Linked DNA regions of Homo sapiens: all the other regions are linked to region 3. The links are chromatin loops, found by intact Hi-C in ENCODE. Cell type or tissue: gastrocnemius medialis. All regions are shown on one strand.

The links. Hi-C counts contacts between places; a loop is a spot of excess contacts. Peaks named below come from ENCODE experiments on the same cell type or tissue, not always from the same donor. Only the 100,000 strongest peaks of a DNase experiment are listed, where the experiment ranks them.
Region 1: a loop joins it to region 3, with 3 times the contacts of the local background. A loop is called at or near these places in 63 of 110 quality-filtered maps.
Region 2: it touches region 3 in a loop (3-fold over the local background); 4 of 110 quality-filtered maps call a loop at or near these places.

The regions. Positions count from the first base shown.
Region 1 is chr18:23,913,767-23,921,766 of GRCh38, forward strand. It overlaps LAMA3 (laminin subunit alpha 3), which reads left to right. Exons shown (of 75, transcript NM_198129.4): 57 at 644-795; 58 at 932-1,094; 59 at 1,523-1,656; 60 at 2,785-2,929; 61 at 7,169-7,288; 62 at 7,686-7,819. Among named protein-coding and RNA genes, the nearest start is that of LINC02958, 65 kb to the right of the region's middle. In gastrocnemius medialis, a CTCF peak has its summit at 4,863 (motif pointing left); a DNase peak (open chromatin) is centred at 4,875.
Region 2 is chr18:24,071,698-24,079,697 of GRCh38, forward strand. The region is part of intron 4 of TTC39C (tetratricopeptide repeat domain 39C); the gene reads left to right. Among named protein-coding and RNA genes, the nearest start is that of TTC39C-AS1, 60 kb to the left of the region's middle. RefSeq lists an enhancer at 4,548-4,842. In gastrocnemius medialis, a CTCF peak has its summit at 4,799; a DNase peak (open chromatin) is centred at 4,744; H3K27ac peaks cover 1,071 bases.
Region 3 is chr18:23,822,864-23,830,863 of GRCh38, forward strand. It overlaps LAMA3 (laminin subunit alpha 3), which reads left to right. Exons shown (of 75, transcript NM_198129.4): 21 at 1,560-1,702; 22 at 3,839-3,936; 23 at 4,451-4,604. Among named protein-coding and RNA genes, the nearest start is that of LAMA3, 140 kb to the left of the region's middle. In gastrocnemius medialis, no CTCF peak of the experiment used is centred here; a DNase peak (open chromatin) is centred at 3,368; H3K27ac peaks cover 1,716 bases.

The DNA.
Region 1 (8,000 bases), 91 kb after region 3:
TAAAATGCACATTACTTTATTCCTTCAGCAAATTTATACCATATACCTACTATGTGTCACATTCTGGCTTTGTGATAAACAAAAATTTATTCTCGAATGTACTTAATGCCAATGCACACTTAAAATGGTTAAAATGGTAAGTTTTATGGATATTATGCCGTGATTTTAAAACATTTTGTTTCTACCTTAAGGCGCTCACATTCTAGCAGGGAAGAAAGATGCATATATAACTAACCATGATAACATAGAGGTGTGACAACAGAGGCATGCACAAAGTGTTAAGAGGATGTTGTGTGGTACTGGGAGAAGCAAAATGGCTTATCTCCCTTACCAGACTAAAATCTGTTGGACGGCTGAGTCTATACCTGGGCCCTCTGTATGGTAGGTGCTTGGCACATATTTGTAGATTGAGTGAATGGAGGAATGAATAAATGAGTGCCCTATAACATGAGCAGAGACAGCTCTCACATTATTAATTCTGCATTCTATATTATTCTATAAAATATTGCACCTTGTTTATTCTGTCTCTCCAAGGCTTATTGCCTAAAACCCATTAGTTATTTGAAATGCATCCTCATCCTCTTGGGATGGGAATTTGAGAAACCACAATGTGAAGTGTTCTGAGGTGGCCCTTTGTCTCCAGGCCTCCCGGGACTACATCGGCATGGCAGTTGTGGATGGCCAGCTCACCTGTGTCTACAACCTGGGGGACCGTGAGGCTGAACTCCAAGTGGACCAGATCTTGACCAAGAGTGAGACTAAGGAGGCAGTTATGGATCGGGTGAAATTTCAGAGGTACAAGTCTGATTGACTGTACCTGTGCTCACCAAACTTCCATGTATACATGTTGCTGAACCCCATTTTTAGTGGCTTGGCTTTGAATTCTTCAAATTTTTTGTTTAACTTTATTATCTAAATTCATTTTAAACAGAATTTATCAGTTTGCAAGGCTTAATTACACCAAAGGAGCCACATCCAGTAAACCAGAAACACCCGGAGTCTATGACATGGATGGTAGAAATAGCAATACACTCCTTAATTTGGATCCTGAAAATGTTGTATTTTATGTTGGAGGTTACCCACCTGATTTTAAAGTAAGTGTAAATGTTATTTCACTGAATTAAATATTAAAATTTTAATTTGGTATGGTGATGACCTCATGTCTCTAATTGTTAATTACATATAAAATGGATTTAACCGCACATTCTTACAGCACATTCTAGAGATACTAGCTAACACTTATTGAGTGCTTCCTCTGTGCACTGTTCTAAGCTTTAGTATGTTAATTTAAATAAGCATCATGATCATTCCCATTTTACAGATGAGGAAACAGAGACAGCGAGGTGTAATAACTTGCCCACAGTCATACAGCTAGTAAATAGCAAAGCCAGGGCATCTTGTTCCAGGGTTCACATTCTTAATTAACCCTTATGCCATAGTGACTGTTAAAAGTGATTAATTGATACTATTTTGATTATTGTCCTTTGTTCAATTGGTGGAAGATGTTTTATTTCATTTTCAGCTTCCCAGTCGACTAAGTTTCCCTCCATACAAAGGTTGTATTGAATTAGATGACCTCAATGAAAATGTTCTGAGCTTGTACAACTTCAAAAAAACATTCAATCTCAACACAACTGAAGTGGAGCCTTGTAGAAGGTAAATAAAATGTAGAAACCAGAAACTCTGTAACTGGAGTTTTGGTAACTTGCAGTACTTTTACATATGATAAAGGATGGGCCAGTGAGATGCTATTGATGTTGCTAGTTGCTTTGGGCCAGTAGTTCTTCAAGTATGTGTGCATGCAACACTGGCAGTCCTGCCCTAAAATCTAATTATGGTAGTCTCTTCTTAATTTGTATGAAATGCTAGATAGTTTTCTCACTTGAAAAAAGTCTTTATGAAAATTTTTGTGCCTCCTACCACAAAATATTTAATATTAGATGGTACCTGATCTAGAGGCCTGATTTAGTGGCTCATGCCTGTAATCCCAGCACTTTGGGAGGTTGAGGTGGGCAGATCACCTGGGGCCAGGAGTTTGAGACCAGCCTGGCCAACATGGCGAAACCCCATCTCTATTAAAAATACAAAAATCAGCCGAGTGTGATGGTGTGTGCCTGTAGTCCCAGCCTCTTGGAAGGCTGAGGCACAGGAATCGCTTGAACTCGGGAGGTCAAGGTTGCAATGAGCCAAGATCATGCCACTGCACTCCAGCCTGGGCGACAGAGTGAGACTCCATCTCCAAAAAAAAAAAAAAAAAAAAAAAAAGAAAAGAAAAGAAAAAGAAAAAGAAAAGAAAAGAAAAGAAAAAGTGGTTCATAAAATGTGCCATGACTTTTTTGGTACTCTTCCACCTCAATCTTTTTGAAAATTGCTGCCTTGAACTCCTAACCTTCCCTACAATTACAAGGACATGGTATATTCTAATATGAGGTGGACCAAATATTTATTATTCAGAATAAAATTACATTGCAAGTTAATAATCTCTTACATTTCAAAATCTTCAGCTGGCAGACCACATCTTCCTAAGCAGACATTTCCAAAAGGGTATCTTACTCATCTTTGTCGAGCTAGGGTTTGATTGTCAGAGTATGAGAGCACATCCAGGAGAAAGAGCTGGCTGCCTTAACATTTTAAAGATGTCTCCTCTGCTTTAACAAAATTATGACAACTAGATTGCATTTTCTTGGCTCCATTTTTCAGATAGCAACATCTTGTATTAATAAGCACACTGGCATGGTGATCATTTGCTGCTGTGTTCTAATTTATGATGATTAATGTTGACAGGAGGAAGGAAGAGTCAGACAAAAATTATTTTGAAGGTACGGGCTATGCTCGAGTTCCAACTCAACCACATGCTCCCATCCCAACCTTTGGACAGACAATTCAGACCACCGTGGATAGAGGCTTGCTGTTCTTTGCAGAAAACGGGGTAATCTATAACAAGCATCCAGATACAACCAAATATATTCATTCTGTTTAGCAATTTGGAGATAACTGGGTTGTTATAAATGACCCACTAGATCTGGAAAACAATGTGTAAATGTTACCTGCATCCTTTTCCTCCACCCAGTTGTACTTTCTGTTGGCTGGGAAATGTACTTTTTTTTTTTTTTTAACATTTTTAGTTTCAGGGGTGCAGGTGCAGGTTTGTTATATAGGTAAATCGCATGTCACAGGGGTTTGGTGCACAGATTATTTTATCACCCAGGTAATAAATGTAGTACTCAATAGGTAATTTTTTCTGTCCTTAAAAATACTTCCACCCTCAAGTAGGCCCCAGGGTCTGTTGTTCCCTTCTTTGCGTCCATGTGTACTCAATGTTTAACTCTCACTTATAAGTGAGAACGTGTGGTATTTGGTTTTCTGTTCCTACGTTCGTTTGTTTAGGATTATGGCCTCCAGCTTCATCCATGTTGCTGCAAAGGACATGATCTCGTTCTTTTTTATGGCTGTGTAGTATTCCATGGTGTATATGTACCTCATTTTCTTTATCCAGTTTACCATTTATGGGCATTTAGGTTGACTCCATGTCTTTGCCGTTGTGAATAGTGATGCAAGGAACATTGGCGTGCATTTGTCTTTATGGTAGAACGATTTATATTCCTTTGGGTGTATACCCAATAATGGGATTGCTGGATCAAATGGTAGTTTTAAGTTATTTGAGAAATAGACAAACTGCTTTCCACAGTGATTGAACTAATTTACATTCCCGCCAGCAGTGTACAATCATTCCCTTTTTTCCACTTTCAACCTCACCAGCATCTATTATTTTTTGACTTTTTCATAATTCCCTTTTTGACCAGTATGAGATGGTATCTCATTGTTTTGATTTGCATTTCTCTAATCATTAGTGATATTGAGCATTTTTTCATATGCTTGCTGGCAGCATATATGTCTTCTGAAAAGTCTGTGTCCTTTGTCCATTTTTAATGGGGTTGTTTGGTTTTTGCTTGTTAATTATTTAAGTTCTGATAGATTCTGGATATTAGACCTTTTTCACATGCATAGTTTGTAAATATTTTCTTCCATTCTGTGGGTTGTCTGTTTACTCTGTTGATAGTTTACTCTGTTGATAGTTTCTTTCATTGTGCAGAAGCTCTTTAATTAGGTTCTATTTGTCAATTTTTGTTTTTGTTGCAATTGCTTTTGGGGTCTTTATCATGAAATCTTTGCAAAGGCCTATTTCTATAATGGTATTTCTAGGCATTTCTATGTCTAGAATAGGTTTTCTTCAAGGGTTTTTTTTTATAGTTTTAGGTTTTACATTTAAGTTTTTAATTAGTCTTGAGTTGATTTTTGCATATGGTGAAAGGAAGGGGTCCAGTTTCAGTCTTGTGCATATGACTAGCCAGTTATCCCAGCATCACTTATTGAATAGGGAGTCCTTTCCCCATTGCTTGTTTTTGTTGACTTTGTCGAAGATCAGATGGTTGTAGGCGTGTGGCTTTATCTCTGGGCTCTCTATTCTGTTCCATTGATGTCTATTTTAATGAGGGCAAATAATCAGGAATTTGAGAACATGCCCCCCAAAATGTGGGAGAAATCTCCCCTTTTCCTGTTCTATTCTCATTATCAGTTTTGTTATTTGAGAACCACTGCTTGCCTAAGAATCTACTTATTCTGACCCAAAACATGTGAAAACTTCCTGGGATCTCTAAGATCTAGACTGACTTCCTGCTGTTTCTGTCTTGATCTGATTCTTACCAGGCTGTGTGGGATTGTGTCTTTATCAGCATGTTTGCCTTCTCAAGACACTGAAGCTTCTCTGTTTTCAAGTAGCTGAGATTCCTAGGGACCCTCTAAAATCTATTAGGTTAGAAAAGTCCAAAGTGACACTCTACAAGTGATCGTCAGCGCCATCTGCTGGTTGATGGAGAGTTGGCGTGATGTTTGCTGCTTTATACCTATAGCCGGCCTGGAGTTGAACCCTCCGGTGAATAGGAGCTTCTGTAGTTGCTCTCACGGAGTATTTCTGAAGAAATGTGGATGAGCCCAAAGGCTTTCTGGTGGTCCGAGAACATGGGATTGATAAGGAGCTTGGGATTTTACCAGAGTCTTCTACCGCAGGGTGGTGACACTGACCCGGTCCAACTCTCCTCTCTGGGGTTGGTCTGGACCCTTCAGGAGATTCCAAGGCTGGACCAGTTCTGATGGTTTGGGAAGGTCCCAGCCAGCCTGAAGGATACATAGAGCAGAGAAGTCATCCAGCATCTTCAGGACACGGCAGTTGTTTTACAAAACAAGGTCTTCTTTGTATATAATTTGAAGTTCTTGGAGACTAAGAACCAGAAATACTACTCATATAATAAGAAAACTTAACATAATACCATTACATAAGAAATGACCTAGAGATCTGCTTTAAGTAGGATGGCTCATGACTCTCAGTAAATTGGTGTAACTCTGTTGTTTATGGTTTGATCAACCTAAGCTGACTCCCAAAGGCAAGGTTTAGGATCCAGATAAGGACTGATTTTCCTCTTAGAAAAGAACTCGGTCCCTGGACCTCAAAGAGAGGCATTCTTATCATTAAGGAACTGTGTAAAAGCAAAGCCTTCAAGCCCTAAGTCAGAAATTGCTCAGCTTATCTTAGGGAAGTAGCTGATTCAAGTATATGTTTCACACCGTAATGGAGATGCAATAATGACAAAGACAGATATGGCTCCCGCCCTCCGGGATTTTATAATCTAGAGGGGAAGAATATGCAAAGGAATGCTGTTAATAGGTTGTTTATTTCATCACAACTGTGAAGAGCTGTATCAAGGAAAAGTTTGGGGGTGAAATGAGGATGTACAACATAAAAGACACTTGAGCAAAGGAAATGCTTCCTCTGAGATCAGGAGGACAGCATTTGAACAGGACATGGGGACAGGCAAGACGGGGGATCCAGGCAGAGGGAGAGGCATGAAGAAGGCCTGGAGGTGGGAAGGGCAGGGAGCACTCAGTGGAACAGTGGCTGCGGGGCTGGAGAGCCAGAGGCAGTGCTGAGAGAGAGGCAGATGCCACGCAGCATCTGGTAGGGGTCAGGGCTTCATCCTGACAGCCGAGGAGAGTCACAGGCTCCCACTGGCATTTTCAAAGACTGCTCTGGCTGTAGGGGGGAATGGACTTTCGGGGGTACATGGGGAGACCGGCGGGTTGTTGCTGCAGGGACTGGCTAAAAATGTTGTGGCTGAGACTAGGTGGGATGACATAAAGAGAGAGCTAAGAATGGCAGAATTTACAAGATTATGTTGGATGGGAGAGAAGGAAGGATCAAGAATGATTCCTAGGTTATGATAAAGGGATGAGAAAGAAAAAAAATGACTCCTAGGTTTGTGGCTTGCTCAGCAATAAGGGAAAGGTAAGCATGGTGATGTATGTGTGTGCCCTGCACACGTGCATGCAGGGGGCAGGCTGGGAGTCAGGGAGCGCATGCACCTGGTATAATGGAAGAAGAGGCAGGCTTGGCAGCCTGTAGGAGGCATGTAGGTCATACGTTCTGTGTGAGATATTCTGAATTTGAGGTCTCTGTGAGTCATGCAAGCAAAGCAATAACAACAAGGGAATCACGTGTGCAGACTTGGCCCTGAAGACAGGTCTAGGCTGGGGAGAACAATTTGGGGCCCATCAGTACACCTGGATTGGAGCTACAGGAGAGCCTGTGATTGTCAAGGCAAAGGGAGTGGTGTGGGGAGGAAGGAGTCCTGTGTAGGATCCCCGAGGAACCCCCAACACTGACATGGAAGGTAGAAGGGGATAAACCAACAAATGAGACAGAGACATAAGAATCAGTCAGAAAACAGATGGTGGAAGGTATCTGAGGTCTGCATAAGACCTCGCCTCTCTCTAAAAGGCACTCATATTTTCAAATAATATTAATGATCTGTATCTTTTCGGTCTCCATCTTTATACACCAGTTATGGATCGCATGAAACAAAATCATGATCATAGCTAGCATTTATTGTGTCTGTCCTGTGGGCCAACCACTGTGCGTGACATTTAACGTGACTTACAGTATTGAACCATCATCCCATCCCGTGAGGTTGCTGTTGCAGCACCATTATCCCTTTTCACTGAGGCAGCAGCTGAAGCTGAGAGCAGGGGGGTCTGTGAGAGTAACGGGAGTTCCAGTGCTCTGCCTCTTCTTCAGCCAAGCCTTCTGGTCATCTGCATTGTTCCTCTGTCCTAGGATCGCTTCATATCTCTAAATATAGAAGATGGCAAGCTCATGGTGAGATACAAACTGAATTCAGAGCTACCAAAAGAGAGAGGAGTTGGAGACGCCATAAACAACGGCAGAGACCATTCGGTACACCTTTTGAGTCTGTTTACTTGAATCGTTAAATGTCCTTAGTCCTTTAAAATTAAGTCAGTGCCCCCAAATAAATAAATAAAACTTCCTATTACCAGATAAACTTATGGATGTTAACTGAGGGATATATCCTTTTAAAATTTGCACATTTCGGCATGAAATGTATAACATATACATGATATCTATAAAACACGGTTAACTTCAAATACAAACATTTCTATCAAAATGTTTTAGTATCATATTTTTATCCAAAAATGCTACTGCTCAGAGCCTTCCTACTATGTATATAAATGAATCTGGGGGAAGATAAATAAAAACATGATAGTTCTGAACCCCTGTGAATAGGATTCTCTTATTTTCGCTGGCTTGCTGATTCATCTCTCATTTATTTCAGATTCAGATCAAAATTGGAAAACTCCAAAAGCGTATGTGGATAAATGTGGACGTTCAAAACACTATAATTGATGGTGAAGTATTTGATTTCAGCACATATTATCTGGGAGGAATTCCAATTGCAATCAGGGAAAGGTAAGATGATTTTTTTAAAACGAGATTTAAAGCCTTTGTTAGTGGTTATGATTGTGACCAAAAAAAATCTGGTCTGCCATTTTTAATTCCACCAACAAACAAACACAAAAAGTTAACTTTTCCATATTAACAGTATAGTCAACAGAATAAAACAGATTTAAATCCCGAATAATGAGACTGG
Region 2 (8,000 bases), 250 kb after region 3:
TTTAGACTGGTGTGCATTTTTGGGGGGTATTAGTGAGATTGAATATGCTTTTGTATTTTATCCATAAACTATATTTCTTTCACAAATTATCTTTACAGCCTTTGCCTATTCTTCTAATAGTTTGATATTATTGTTACTTAATCCTGTTCATCATAGTATTTGACAGCATTCTTGCTTCTTCCTGAAGTCCTATGATTTATTGAATGTGATATTGACATTGAAGTGAAATTCTCATAGGCATGAAAGCCTCAGCTTGTCATAAACTTATGTAGTGGTTATTTGCTTTGTGAATAGCTCAGTATTTGTTTCAAACAAACACAACCAACAATGTGCTCTATTTGCCTTTGAGACACCCAGTGGGTTATTAAGCTACAAATAATTTGTTTACTTCATTGTTGGGATCCATGTTTCTTAGAAAACATTTTACATGGATAATTTTCTTGGGGAAAAAAAAAAAACAAAGCTCCTTGTTGGAGATGTTTGTTATGGGTGGCCCTCCCCACCCTTGGAGCGGGGCAGCACTGAGGGGCCAGGGGCACACACACAGGCCAGAGCTCTGGTAGGGATGAGCCAATGTGAACTTTTTAATGATTCATGCTTTTTTTTTTTTTTTAAAGACAGTTTCTCACTCTGTCATGCAGGCTGGAGTGCAGTGGCACAATCTCGGCTCACAGCACAACCACTGCCTCCCGGGTTCAAGTGATTCTCGTACGTTAGCCTCCCAAGTAGCTAGGATTACAGGTGCATGCCACCACTCCTGGCTAATTTTTGGTATTTTTAGTAGAGACAGGGTTTCACCATGTTGGCCAGGCTGGTCTCGAACTCCTGCCCTTAAGTGATCCATCCGCCTTGGTCTCCCAAAGTGCTGGGATTGCAGGCATGGGCCACCGTGCCCGGTCAATGCTTCTTACTTTTAAAAAAGCTTGTGTTTATCTCATTTAAACTTCCTTATAATGAATTACTCCATCATCTCTTTAATTTCCCATACTACTTTATATCTTTTTAACTCTATTATCCAAGTGTCTTTTATTGCAGCAAGAATATATTACTTTTGTGATAAATTATTTTTAAAACATATTTTATGGCACTTGCCACCTTGTTTGATTATAAATTTCCTTTATTTCCTTTTGGATTTGAAGAGAGGGCCCATGTCTTTCTCACCTTTGTATTCTTGGCAACATATATACTCTAGTTTTCCTCAGATGAGATTGTTTTCCTTACTTGACAGGTGAGACAGTTGCAGTTGAATGATTTATGCAGCTTGTTGGTGATGACAGAACCAGGGCCTGAGCCATGGTTTTCTCATTTTCTAACTGAAATCCTGGTGCTGTCCACGTGCTCCCACCTTAGTTTGGTTACTTGTGCTATCACCTTCCAAGTGGCCCAGAAACCCAGGTTCCTTGGGACCTTCTCCCTCAGGTGCTCCCTGTACCCTGGGGAACTAGCCCTGGGCTAGAATAGTAGCCACACTGCCTCTTGCTTCCCTCTGGGCCACACTCTCCATTGCTGCTAGAGTATCTTTCCAGAACTGCTTAAACCCATGCTTTAAACACTTAGCTGGTGGGCCTCACCTGCAAGGGAAGGTCTGAATTCCTTTTGTGCGGGGCATGTAAGACCCTGCCTCTTTCCCAGCCACCTGCCCTTCCACTACCTCATCTAGCTGAGCTGAGATTCTCACACTCCCTGAATACCCGCTGCTGCCTCGAGCTTTTATTCACCTTGCCCTCTCAGTGTGGAACACCCCTACCCCCTTTATCTTTCTCTTATGCTTAATCAAGTGCAACCCAGGCCTTCCTCCTTTGTACAGCATTCCCTCCTCATATCAATCCTGGTTCTTTTTTTTTTTAAGAGGCAAGGTCTCACTCTGTCATCCAGGCTGGAGATCATAGCTCACTTCAGCCTTGAGGTCCCAGGTTCAAGTGATCCTCTTGCCTCAGCCTCCTGAGTAGCTGGGACTACAGGCATGTACCACCACACCTGGCTAATTTTTTAAAAATTTTTTGTAGAGATAGGGGTCTCACTATGCTGCCCAGGCAGGTCTTGAACTCCTGGGCTCAAGCAATCCTTCCGCCTTGTCCTCCCAAAGTGTGGGGATTACAGGTGTGAGCCACCATGCCCAGCCAATCTGGCCTTTGTTGTGCTATTACTTATACCCTGTACATCACCATTTACTGCAGGTATCACATAGCAATACTCATATTTATTTACATGTCTGCCTAAAGTATTAGGCTACATACCCCTTGAGGGCAGGGACTGTGCAATCTACCTGCTGTTTTACCTCTTCCCCACATATGTTGAGCATTTCCTATGTGCCCACATGCTGTGAGATGATAGGTGCTGGTAGTCTTGAGATGAATGAGATGCACTTCATGCCCTGGGAGAACTCATGGTTTGGCAGTAGGAACAAATAAGTAAGTAAATAAATTCTAATTCAGCAGGATACTTCAGCCATAGACATATAAGTTAGTTATAGAGGTTGAATAGGGAACAAGTGTTTCTGAATCTTTGGGAAGATCAAGGATCCCTTATCCCTGAGGAGGTTTATAAAGCATGAAGGTCCGTTTCCTTCTCTGTGTCCTTAGAACCTGGTAGGACGTTTTTGCCTAGAACATGGTGGGTGGATACTAAAATCCATTCATGCCTAGTGTTCCATTATTGGAACGCTAAGCATGTGGGAGTTATTTATATCCTACGGTTCAAGGTCATTGCCAAGATCTGATTGCAAAAATTCACAAATTTGCAACCTCAGGCATAATTAAAGGGAGGAAATGGAGGAAAGGTAATGCCATTCAGGAAGATATTGGGATTGGAGAAGTGAGCCTATTAGAAGTCTGTTGGTGACACATGAAAAAATGCTCATCATCACCGGCCATCAGAGAAATGCAGATCAAAATCACAATGAGATACCATCTCACATAAGTTAGAATGGTGATCGTTAAAAAGTCAGGAAACAACAGGTGCTGGAGAGGATGTGGAGAAATAGGAACACTTTTACACTGTTGGTGGGACGGTAAACTAGTTCAACCATTGTGGAAGACAGTGTGGCGACTCCTCAGGGATCTAGAACTAGAAATACCATTTGACCTAGCCATCTCATTACTGGGTATATACCCAGAGGATTATAAATCATGCTGCTATAAAGACACATGCACATGTATGTTTATTGCGGCACTATTCACAATAGCAAAGACTTGGAACCAACCCAAATATCCATCAATGATAGACTGGATAAAGAAAATGTGGCACATATACACCATGGAATACTATGCAGCCATAAAAAAGGATGAGTTCATGTCCTTTGTAGGGACATGGATGAAGCTGGAAACCATCATTCTGAGCAAACTATTGTAAGGACAGAAAACTAAACACGCATGTTCTCACTTATAGGTTAGAATTGAACAATGAGAACACTTGGACACAGGGTGGGGAACATCACACACCGGGGCCTGTCGTGGGGTGGGGGGAGTGGGGAGGGTTGGCATTAAGAGAAATACCTAATGTAAATGACAAGTTAATGGGTGCAGCACACCAACATGGCACATGTATACATACGTAACAAACCTGCACATTGTGCACATGTACGCTAGAACTTAAAGTATAATTAAAAAAAAAAAAGTCTGTTGGTGAAGGTTGAAGATAACGAGGCAGTGGGCTGACTGGTGAAAACTAAATCATCTTTTGTCCTTCAAAGTCTTGGGCCAGGAACAGTGGCTCACACCTGTGCACGGTGGCTCCTAGCACTTTGGGAGGCCGAAGTGGGTGGATTGCTTGAGTCTAGGAGTTTGAGACCAGCCTGGGCAACATGGCAAAACCCATCTCTACTAAAAATACAAAAAATCAGCCAGGCTTGGTGGCGTGTGCCTGTAGTCCCAGCTACTCAGGAGGCTGAGGTGGAAGAATCACCTGAGCTTGGGAGGTCGGGGCTGCAGTAAGGTGAGATAGTGCCACTGCACTGCAGCCTGAGCAATCCAAGTGAGACCTTGTCTCAAAAAAAAAAAAAAAAAAACAAAAAAAAAACCTCTATTATTTGAGACACAAGAAAGGCAAGCCTGAATTGCCATGGGTTAACCAGCCTCCTTCCGGGACAGTTGGACAGACAGGCTTTAATAGATGCTTGCACCAGATACAGTCCCCCTGAAAAATTACAAAATTTATCCAAGATCAATTTCATGTAACTTGATATTCCCATTTTGCAAGCAGCTCTTGCCCTTTCCCAGGGAAGACTTCTGTCCCCGTATGGGGCAGGGTTTCCTCTCGCCCCCTCCATCTCTCAGCTAGTTGTTGCCTGGTCCTCATAAGGTGGGACAGATTGTCTGTTGCCCAGGCTGGAGTGCAGTGGCACAATCTTGGGTCACTACAACCTCCACCTCCTGGTTTCATGCTATTCTCCTGCCTCAGCCTCCTGAGTAGCTGGAACTACAGGCACCTGCCACCAAGCCCGGCTAATTTTTTTGTATTTTTTAGTAGAGACAGGGTTTCACCATGTTGGCCAGGCTGGTTTTGAACTCCTGACCTCAAGTGATCTGCCTGCCTCAGCCTCCAAAAGTGCTGGGATTACAGGCATGAGCCACCGCGCCCGGCCTGCTCTGTGGTTTTTCTGCTGTCTCCACCTCCCTCCACAGACACAGCGATAACGACAGCTGAATGATTCATACTTGACCTTTCAGAGCAGCCAGATGAAAGGCTGTGCAGGGTGTATGGCTCTTAAATAGCGTGTTCTCTGCTTGTTGGGAAGACATGCACTCAGCTGCTGTGTCCTCTCATGGAGCTGCTGGAGCGGCCCCTGTAGGAGCCACAGTGCAGAGCGTCCTGTTCTCGGTGCTGCATTCTCCCCCAGCCTCTGCCTCCTCCTGCTTGGCCTGGCTGTGGCTGGAATTTTTGCTTTACAGAGTGTGGGATGGAGAGTAGGGCAAGTCCCGAGAACCTGTTTCAGTGCCAAGTTGGACGCAGAATGTAGTAAAAGCAACATGGCCTCTCTCGACATGAGCATTAAGTTTGTTTTGACATACATCAGTTTATCATCTTTGACTCAGTCAAAAACGTTGGGTTCTGTTTCCTTGGCTCAAATTAAGGACCTTACAGCTTGTTACCATAGACTTTAACATGTGCCTTCAGACATTGGCACCCATCTTAGGCACAAAATTAAAGACGGATTGAATTCATTGTATTCTTATTCTAGAAGAGTGGGGTTTTCACCGTGGAGGTTTCTGTTGTGTTTTATTGATTTAGTTCCACGTACTCAGGATTGGATGGATTCTTAACGTTTGTTTCCAGTTCTACCATCCATTTCTGTAGCTCCTCACCTGAGGTCAGAATTGTTAGCATTCATGTCTATAATCCTGGTCCCTTCGACGTCACGTTGAGAGATGCCGTTTCTCCGGGAGCAGGTGTTCACTCCTCTGTTGGGCTTGCACCCTTTTGTCCCGGTGTGTCCCCTGCTTCACTCTGCCTCCAAGCCGCTCGCCCATCTGCTCCTTCCTACTGGCATTCCTGCTGCTCTCTCCTGGGGTGTTCCCTTTCCCTTAGTGCAAGCTTCACTTCCTTTAATAAAGCTGAGGTAGCCTGGAAAATACAGGATAAAATGGAGTTAAATTTATCCCTCCAAATTTCCAGTTAAGAATGGGTAGGAGTAAAGTGTTCTTCCGAAATCCTGCAGTAACTATTTTGCACTCTCTAATTTATTTATGTGTTTACTACATGGAAAACTATTTAGTGACAGAAAAAGGAGATAAAAAAGAACAATTCACTCATCATCTCAGCGTTGTTTGTTTTCACTCTTTCTGTATGTGACCCAATAGAGCATTTAAATATGTATGTTAAGTTGCATGCTTATTTTTTCCTTTGTTTATTTTCTTTTCTAATTTTATTGTGGGCATTAGGCGGGATTGGACAATGTTTTATAGTTCTTTGGCGTTCCTCAGGTGGCAAGCACAGTGCCAGGCACATAATAGAAACAGTCAATAGCCAATCGATATTTTTAGGGTTTTACAGATTTGTTTAAAATCTGCAGCCAGTGATTATTTGTTTTCAATTAGATTCCAATTGCCTCTGTGCTCTCAAGAATATATATTCTAGTTTCTATTTTTTTCTGCTTTTCTGTTAAACCTTTGGCTTTTTGGATTGTAACTGAGCATCATCTTTCTTGTTTGTGGACATGCTGGATCAATCCAGACACTTAAAAATCCACTTTGTTAGTATAAAAGAAGCTTCAAGGTTTTCTCCAGGCTTTCTTTTCCTACAGTGCTTCCCTTTAGGAGGGGAAAAAGTCATTGAGCCTCTTAAAGGAAGGATCTCTGTCTTATTTCACTTCGATTCACCCAGAACAGTGCTTGAAATGTGGTGTTTGTACAGTAAATATTCTTGTTAAGTAGAACGAATGAAAAGAAATTGTTTCAAATGTATTACTTTTATTATTTTAAAGTTACTAAAAAAACTTTGTAGATTAATTTGTTTTACTTGTTCATTCTACCCTATAGCATTCTTTTTAGTGGAGGTAGACTATAGGACATTAATCACCCAGAAGTTGTAGGATAGTTGTTTTTAAATGTGATCCCCTGGGTGATATGTTCATCATTTGTCAGAAAATTGATGCATTTAAGTAAAATAATAGCTTGATACCATAGATTGGGGGTCCCCAAGACCACCTCCAGGTTTGATGACTTACATTCAAGACTCATCTTACAGTCATATTTTTAGCTATGACTTCTTACAGCTAAATTACGTTGCAGTCTTATTTTTTCATTTGTATTGGTTTTCTTTCCTAATTTTATTGTGGATATTTGGAGGGCTTAGATTATGTTTTGTAGTTCGTTTGTGTTCCTTAGATACAAAGGAAAATCAGCAAAGGGAAAAAGCACATGGGGTGGCGGAGTCCAGGGGAGACCAGGCACAAGCTTCCAAGGCTTTGCTCTGCAGGGAGTCACACAGGATGTGCTAATTTGCTCCAGCAACGAGTTACGACAGCACAAATGAAATGTCACTAACCAGGAAATCTCATTAGAGACTTAATGCCAGAGTTTTTATTGGGGGCCGATCATGTAGGCACATAGACAAATTCCGGACTCCCAGAAGAAAAATCAGTGTTCAATGTACATCATATTATTTGTGCAGACAGTTTAGGTGCACACAGTGAGCCACTCTTATCAGTCCTGGAAATGGTAAGAACTTTCCCAGAATCCAAGCTTCCATTCCAGCCAAGGGCCAACCTTTTTAGCAGTTCTATTGAAGGATAGCAGTCAGGCCTGCTGCATCAACTCTTTTCTACACATCTATTCTTAGATCACTCTCAATTCCGGGATTGGGTTTTTGTAAATCAGATTTTATTTTATTTCATATATTTTCTGAAATTTTAAAAATGCCGTTCTGAAAACCTCTTTTCCTACTGTTCTAAAGGGCCTGGAAGTCTGACAGTTCATGTTGTCCATTTGTACATGAGGGTCAGAGTTGGTATCATATTAATAACATTGCCAAGTGGATAAGCTCTCTTATAGTTATGAGAGAACTTTATTTTACAGAAAATTCCCTACAGAAAATCCTTTCTTCAAAAATGAGATGATGATGCACTCAGATAGTCCTATGTAAGTTGACCTCCCCTAGCCCTTCCTACTCATCTGAAGGTAAAAATATTCCTAGGAGGAGTGGTCAACAGTAGGGTCCTGACAGGGGCCAGTGGTGGAGGGAGGTGGTAAATCCCATGTCTTACCTCTTATACTTCAAGTCGTCTTTGTGGTATGTGTTCCTAAGAGGGCTCTGTTAAGAAAAATTGGCCTAACAGAAAATAGTGGAGGTGGCTTTAAAGATAAGAGATTTGTACCTTCTGCTGTGCTGTAACTTTTTTACTGCTACTTCACTGTGGTTGGGGCAGTGGATAAACCCCAGTTTCATAAACCAAATAAAGCAATTCTGATAAGGTGTGCTTAAGCCACACAGTACTCCTCAGATATACATGAATTGGGAGGTCTTTACATTTTGCATTTAACATGAATGACTTTTTTGATAAT
Region 3 (8,000 bases):
ACTCAGGGATGAGGAATTCCTGAGGGCAGAGGGACAAGAGAAGAGAGCACAGCCTCGCCACAGGCAGAGAGAAGGCCCGCAGGTCTGTTCTTCAAGGTATTAGGGCTTCTACCTGTCCTGGAAACAGATTCCAAGAAGCATTTGGAATTTTACAAGGACACAAAATGGCACCAATGGAAATCTAATTTAGGATCAAAATGTACGCCATCTTTGTTAAGCATCCACGGTTCATTCAGAATGGGGGAAGAAATGATGTCATTTCCGAGTTGTGTCAACCCAACTTGCGTGGCTGGAGGTTGATTAACCCATTGAATGAACTAGCAGGCTTACTTCATCATTCACAGAGTAATTTAGCACCCATTGCCTCACATCATAAGAACTTGGCAAACTGAGGAGAGTTGAAGAGAAAACAGAGCTGAGAGGTTTAGTAAATTGCCAGCCACAGCTGGATGTTTGTAGACAAAGTCTTCAGATTCCAAACTCTTAACAGGCCCCTCTGCCTCCTGCGTGACAATAACAGCAGCAGTTTGTTCTCTGTTAACTCAAATAGTTGGAATACATTTTGCTTCGTTTCCTTGTCCTCCGGGACACCTTTCCCCTAAGTCTGAGTTGGGAGCCCTAGTTATGTTATGTCCCATGGTAACTGGTGCCTCCTCCCAAATACCACTGTCCAAACTGTACCACATTTTCCTGTCTTCTAGTCCTTATTCCTCTCTGGTCCTCACCAGCAGGGAGCAAAGGCCATGCTTACTGTGTTTACTGCCTTGTCACCAGAACTTAGTTCCAAGCCTGGCACATAGTAGGCCCCCATCAATGTATGTAGAACAAGAGTGAACCCAAAGATTTGGAGAAGATAATTCTTTGAAAGAAAAAGTCTCAATTGAACTTAGATGCAATAGTTTATTTCTTTCTGAACCTCTTGTAGAAGGTCCTCTCTTTGTTTAATGCAGAAGAAAACATATTTTTTCCTGAAAACAAACAAACGGAAGTGTAAAACTTTTTCTTATGCATGTTCATTAATAAAAATTAAAACTTAAAAATCACATATGCTGTAGTCCCAGCTACTTGGGAGGCTGAAGTGGGAGGATTGCTGGAGCTCAGGAGTTTGAGGCTGTCATGAGCTATGATGGCATCTGTGAATAACCACTGCACTCCAGCCTGGGCAACATAGTGGGACCCTGGCTTTAAAAAAAACTCACATATAAACAAGAAAGGAAAAAATAATTTAGTAGCTAATGTAATATATTGAATACTTACTATATGCAAGGCACTTTCCTAAACTGTTTACAAGTATTAATATACTTATTTAATAAGTTAAACAATTATTCATAATCCCAGTGTAGATAGCCATTGCTGATGTCTTATCAGTATCTTTCTAGCCTATTTTATACATATGTATTTGCATAGTACAATTTTTAAAGATAAGATCAGTAAATCTGATCAGTACATATCATCTTAAACTTTTTGAGATGTAAACTGAATGTTCAAAACTGAATATCTAAAATCATAACACTGACTGATAGAAAAATGCCTTAAGCAGTTCTTTGTATTTCTGATAGGTGCTGCTCAAAGCAAAGAGATCATCTTCCTGCCGAGTAAGGAGCCAGCCTTTGTCACTGTCCCTGGAAATGGTTTTGCAGACCCATTTTCAATCACACCAGGAATATGGGTTGCTTGTATTAAGGCAGAAGGAGTCCTTCTGGTAAGACTTAGTTCTGAATGGAGAGCTCCTGCGGGATTCTTCCTACCTCAGAAGTGGTTCCATCCAAGACTACAATCCACAGCGACCATAAAATATCACAATCATTGGTGGTTTTAGACACAGGAACAATTCAGCCCCAACCTAAGGAAACTGTGGTGACATTCACCCTCAAATGACATAGGAATCAACTTGAAGTATCTTTTGTATCCTTTCAGCTAGCTTCTCTTGGACAAAAAAAATAAAAGATAAAAAAGGTCTCCTAAAGACTCTTAATTATCAGAACAAATGCGAAGCCTTCATGAGTATGTGGCTTCACCCTTCCAAAGCTTGTATGGGATTTTCCAGCATGAGTCAGAAGTATAGACTTTAGCACTCATTGCCTCACATCATAAGAACTAGCAACTTCACCTGGTTATTGTCTACACTGTCTGGAGATTGTGTAGAACCAAGGAAGAATAACCTAGAAGACAAGCAGATATGGATTTCAGTAAAGTTCTTGGGGGTGGAAAGAGAAGCAAGAGGCTACAGGAGCCACTGCTTCTCCATGACACTCTTTCTGCTTTCTTCTGTGTTAAACCTAAAGCAGGTTTATTCCCACCAAACAGATTGCCTACAACAGAGAACTCTTTGTTCAGGAAAGGCTTTGTCTGCAAACACCTAATAGAATAGCCAGAGAAGCCATGGGGAGTTGGAAGGATGAAACCTGTTCTCTGAGACAGCCCTCTTTGCTATGTGCTTTAAGGCCTGCTTTGCTTCATGGCAAGGTCTTTTCAAAATAGAGTCCTTGGGAAAAGCTTGATTTCATGCTCTCAAGTGGAAAACATAAAGCTTTTCCTTCAGGCACAACCCTGTTTATTGGCCATGTTAGCAAATCTTAGGAAAGTCGCTTAATTCCAATCCTGTCTCTTCCAGTCCTGCCAGTTGCTTCTTCCATACAACAGGGACAATACTTATCTTAATAGGTCCTTCCAAATTGGGATCTTACAAGGATAACATGAGGGATTGTTCTTTCCATTCAAGACAACAAAGGAACATCAGAAGGTCTCTGCTCTTCTTGCATCTTCTTAGTAGGAAGCTTTATTGCTTAAAAAAAAAAAAGTTCAAGAATGTTTCACAGATGGTAGAAATGAGGCAGAGGAAAATTCCATTGATACTAGTAACGGGTACAAAGTTGGACTCACGGAAAGTAGAAGTTCATTATAAAAGTTACTGTTTAGGCATGGAAGATGCCTAATGACATTATCATTAGGCATCATAAGGGTGCCTATGATCAACCTTTACTATTCTATTATCTGTGAGACTATAAAGTCATGAGGAGAGAGGAGACATGGTCCCAAACTCAGCAAACTTACTAGTAGAACAGTAACCCTTTTAAAATTTAAACCTACTGAGTCCCCTCAGCCACAATCTCTTACTTTTCCCCTCCTATACATTTCTGTCTGAGGAGAGAAAAAGCTTTGTGGTCTGTGTATGAGCTCTTTGCCCTCCCCTCTTCCCTCTGCAGATATGTGCTGCTGTCAGGACGGCTAGGGGCTGTCAATCATTCACCTCCCAGAAGCCTGCAGCTCTGCTCTTTCCTGAAGAGCTGCTTAGCTGAATTTACGTTGTGGGCTTTGTTTGGCACACTCAGTGGAACATGTTCTTCCTCTCGTTTCTTGGGACAGGCAGTAGGCCAGTTCCATTCTGTGAATCACCAAGATCACAAGGCATTGCTTTTTATACCGTGCCAGTTGAGCGTTACTCGGGTGTGGGAGTAGAAAGTGATCCACATTCAGTGTTCTGTACTGCTGAAGGCAACCAGCATTTCCACAGAACATTTCATCAGTTGACAATTTATTATCTTTGTTAATTTGTGAATTTATAAACAACCAAGGAGAGACAGTAAAATCTCTCTTGAAACTTGAAGAATAAAACTGTTCACACTGACAAGTTTCTCTCTGATACATAAAGAATCTTTGATGAGTGGTTCTTTGTGTTTCGGTGAGTCGGGATGAAGAACAAAGCAGTTGATATGGAGAGTTTAACTAGCGACTTCACCTGGTTATTATTGATTTAACTAGTATGTTTGATTATTTTCTATCCAAAGTAGGGCTACCATCAAAATGAATGATTCTCCTTTTGGTCTTTATTTTCTAGGATTACCTGGTGCTGCTCCCCAGGGACTACTATGAAGCCTCTGTACTGCAGCTGCCAGTCACAGAACCATGTGCCTACGCAGGACCTCCCCAAGAAAAGTCAGTGTGGGGCAGAAGGTGCAGCCGCATCATTGGGGTCCTCTAAATTAGGAGCCTTTAATGCAAGCTTTCATGAGGTGTCTCAGGATCACAACGACAGCATGATGCTCTGGATAATTAGTTGTTATCTTCCTCTATGTCTTACTTGTGTTCTTCAAGTAAGATTCACAAAGCACTTTGCACACCATAGCTGGCTTAGGAGTGGCTACCACCCTCCAGCATGTGGGAATGTTGATGCATGCCCAAGTCAATGCCCTCAAGGTCAGTCATACATCTGGTGGGAGGAAGAGCTTAAAATAGAAGCCAGGTTTGTGGACCTTTGTTTCTTCTCTTCCCCATGCAGATGAAAATTTATTGCTTAATTCTTGTAGCAGACACTTAATAAGAGTTTATTGAAGGATGATGAATGAATGAGTGAACTGAATGACTGAGAGTCTTTGGGGATGTACTTTGATATTCCGTTTGATGTTCTCAGTTGTAACTATTGATTCCATTGTTGTTGCTGTTGTTGAAGTTGCTTACTCTACCAGCATTTGCCAGTGACCAGATTCCCCTGTACCCTGGCTTGTGAGGCCAGACACTTCCTGCTTGATGGGGAGCCAAGACCCGTGGCAGTGAGGCAGCCCACACCTGCACACCCTGTCATGGTGGACCTCAGCGGGAGAGAGGTGGGCCAGCCTTTTATTTATTATCAAAGTTATTACTACCTCCCCATCTGTATCTGCTAAAAATACTTGGCCACAGTTGCTTCTCAAATTCAGGGGAACCTGGAAGAATTTCTCAGAGGTGTTTATCAACATTTGCTGAACTATCTGATTTAGGGTGGGGCTGGATGGTACGCTACATGGAGCCATGTTCAGGTTGTTCTTTGAGCACTTTCTAGACATGGCAGGGGATGTGGGCATCTATAGAATCCTTTCTTTTTGGTTATCTGGACTTAGAAGGGGGCATCCTGTTCTACATGATTCAGGGCAAGATTTCTCTTAAAAGACAGATGAGACTCAATCTAGTAAGCGTCCAGAAATGACACAGCTTACCCTAAAAGGATACCACACTCACTGACTGTTCAACCCCTTAGGCTAAGCAATTTGTAGCAGCTGAATTCCTTGAGCTCAGAATCCGGAACTTCTACATCCCCTGGCACCTACCTCATGGCTTGGAGGACAGGTTACTACAGGTCTTGGTATTACTTTTCTTCCAGGAGTTCTTCGAACTTCAGAACCAAATTTAAGATCATACTGATTTCAGATTCGAGTTAGAGCTATAGGATATCAACCATAACAATAAGAATACACAACACTTCAAAATGAAGACACTGAAAGACTTCCTCCACTATATTTTTATTCTTTGCTCTCTGTAACATTCTCTGTTTTGTCCTTTTGAGGAAAATATTCATTTGGGGGATTAAATTTGTGGGATGAAAATATATGTGGAGTTAATTGTAACTGAACTTTTAGATGTGTACATTTTTGTAAACTACATTTCTAACATTTTGAAGGTAGCAGTTAAAGGTTTTTAAGTATATTTCTTAAGTAAAGTCTTCATTTTATTTGAATTTTCATGCTACGAAATAATATTTACTTGTAACAAGTAAAACAATATAGATATGCATAAAAAACCTAAATGATCTTCCCTCTACTTCATTCTAATACTAAGTTTGCTGTATCCCTCCCTACACATGCTATGTGTGTATACACACATACACACATACATGTATATAGGTGTACATACATACATATATACATAAAATGCACATACACGTACATATACAGGTATATGTATGTGTGTGTGTATTTGTGTGTGTGTGTTCCCTAGACAACAAGAGGTACCGTTGAGAAGGGGCAACCACCAGGAAGTGATGCTGATGACTCATCTAGGAGGTTCTAACCTCTGATTTAACCCAGAGCTATAGCACAGAGCTAGTCAGCAGGACCTCAAGGCTCTTTTACAATACGGAAATATTTTATTTCACTATCTCTGGTCTAGAAATTATCCAGCTTATTGATTCAGTTTAATTTATACTTTTAAAACTTTTCAATTGGCTCTTTATCATATTTATTTTTTCTTGTCTTTTCTGCCAGTTTTTGTTTCAAAACTTCATGTACTTTTAAGTGGAAGTTACTTCTTCATTTAGCTTTTTTAGTATCCTAAAGGCCTTGGAGCCAGGTGTATTTCAGAATTCAAAATTTTTAAGATTTGAAAAAAGATAACATCTCCAGTGAGGTCTGGGATAATACCCTATAATCAAACAGGTTAATATTTCTCCAGTGAAAAGCATGAATAGGCACACCTAGGGAGACACTAACTGACTATATACATAGACTTATATCAGTTTAGTTCAGACTTTGCCAGCAAATGATTATTGGTTAGGTTAGGTTTGCCACCAAAACAGTTACAAAACCTATTTCCTTTTCAGAGTTTGGGGATTTCAGATCATGGGCCAGTATATTTAAAGTCTTTCTCAGACTATTCCATAAAATTCACCTCATCTGAAGTGAACTCATCTCTGATTATTTTGTTACCTGTCTTTCTTAATATTCAATTTATGTGTTTTGAATTTTGTTTACAGGCATATTGGCTTATTTTGAATGAGAGGTTTTTATCCTCTCCTTCTTTCGCATCTGTTTCAGCCTGCTAATTTTGCATTGTCTTAGCTGTCCACTGGATCCTTAGCCCAGGAGCAGGCATTACAGTGTGCCTTCTCTATTGTTATGACACTGAAGATAGGAGATTCAGACATTGACCCCATGAATGGCATAGCTCAGTTCTTGGTCATGAGGCCACATATTTGATTTTTGGTTCCCAAATTCCATAGCTTCTTTTAAAAATTTATTTAGTTTTATATATTTAGGGGTACAAGTACAAGTTTCTTATATGCATATATAACATAGTGGTGAAGTCTGGGCTTCTAGTGTACCCATCACCCAAATAGTGAACATTGTACCTAATAGGTACTTTTTCAACACCCCCTCCCATCCCTCCACTTTTCATAGTCTCCAGTGTCTGTTATTACACTCTGTATGTCCATATGTACCCATTGCTTAGCTACCATTTATAAGTGAGAACATGCAGTATTTGACCTTCACACAGCTTCTTATAAATCCATAACCCAGGAGGCAGATTGGAAGCAATTTTTAGCTTCTTTTTAAATTTGAACATCCTTGTCTTCAAAAAATGTGCCTCGATCTGGCCGCTGTCTCCTATGGCACATGTTTTATTCTCTTAACTCTGCATGAGCTAAACTGCTGACCAAAATAATCTGCTTCCAGACCTAGAGGACAACAGGCTTGTGACTTCAGTCCTGGTGCCATTTTGGGTTTTTCTTTAACTTATGTTTTATCACCTATTACTTTTGATTCTAAATATATCTTTTTGTTGTTCTTTTAAAACGTTTTATCCAGAGTTGGTCTCTCTTGGAGCAGGAGTATAGTGAATGTGAATTCTCTGTGCCATCTGAACCAGAAGTCACCCATCTTTAAAAAATGCTAACCTGTTTTTATTAAAATCCTCCTCTCTCTCCCTCAGCTCAGCCACTACACCATACTCCTCCCCTTCACAACAAAACTCCTCCAAAATATTGTCTACACTCTGTGTTTCTAATTCTTTATGCCCTACTCACACCTCAACCCACTTCAGTCTGGCTTTCACCTCCCACTCCATTAAATTTATTTTGCCAGGTTTCCGATGAGATCTTTGTCACTAAATCCAGTGGATATGTTTCAGTCCTCATCGGTTTAACTTCTCGGCAGCTTTCGATGCCTGATGGACACTCCCTGAATTCTCAAACTCTCTCTTGTTTTTCATAATTTAAGAGCTGTCTTAATAATTTAAAAATTAACGACAACCTGATTCTCTTTCTGCCTCTCTCACCGCTTCCTCAAAATATCATTTGCAGGCTCATCCTCCTCTGTCTAGCCATTAAGTGTTAGAATTTGTCAATGCTCAGTCCTAGGCCTTATTACTCTATGTTCTGTCTCGAGGAGTCTGATCCATGGCAATTGTATCAGACCCACCTCCACACAGATACCTCCCATATTGTTATGCCCAGTCATACCTCTGCTTTT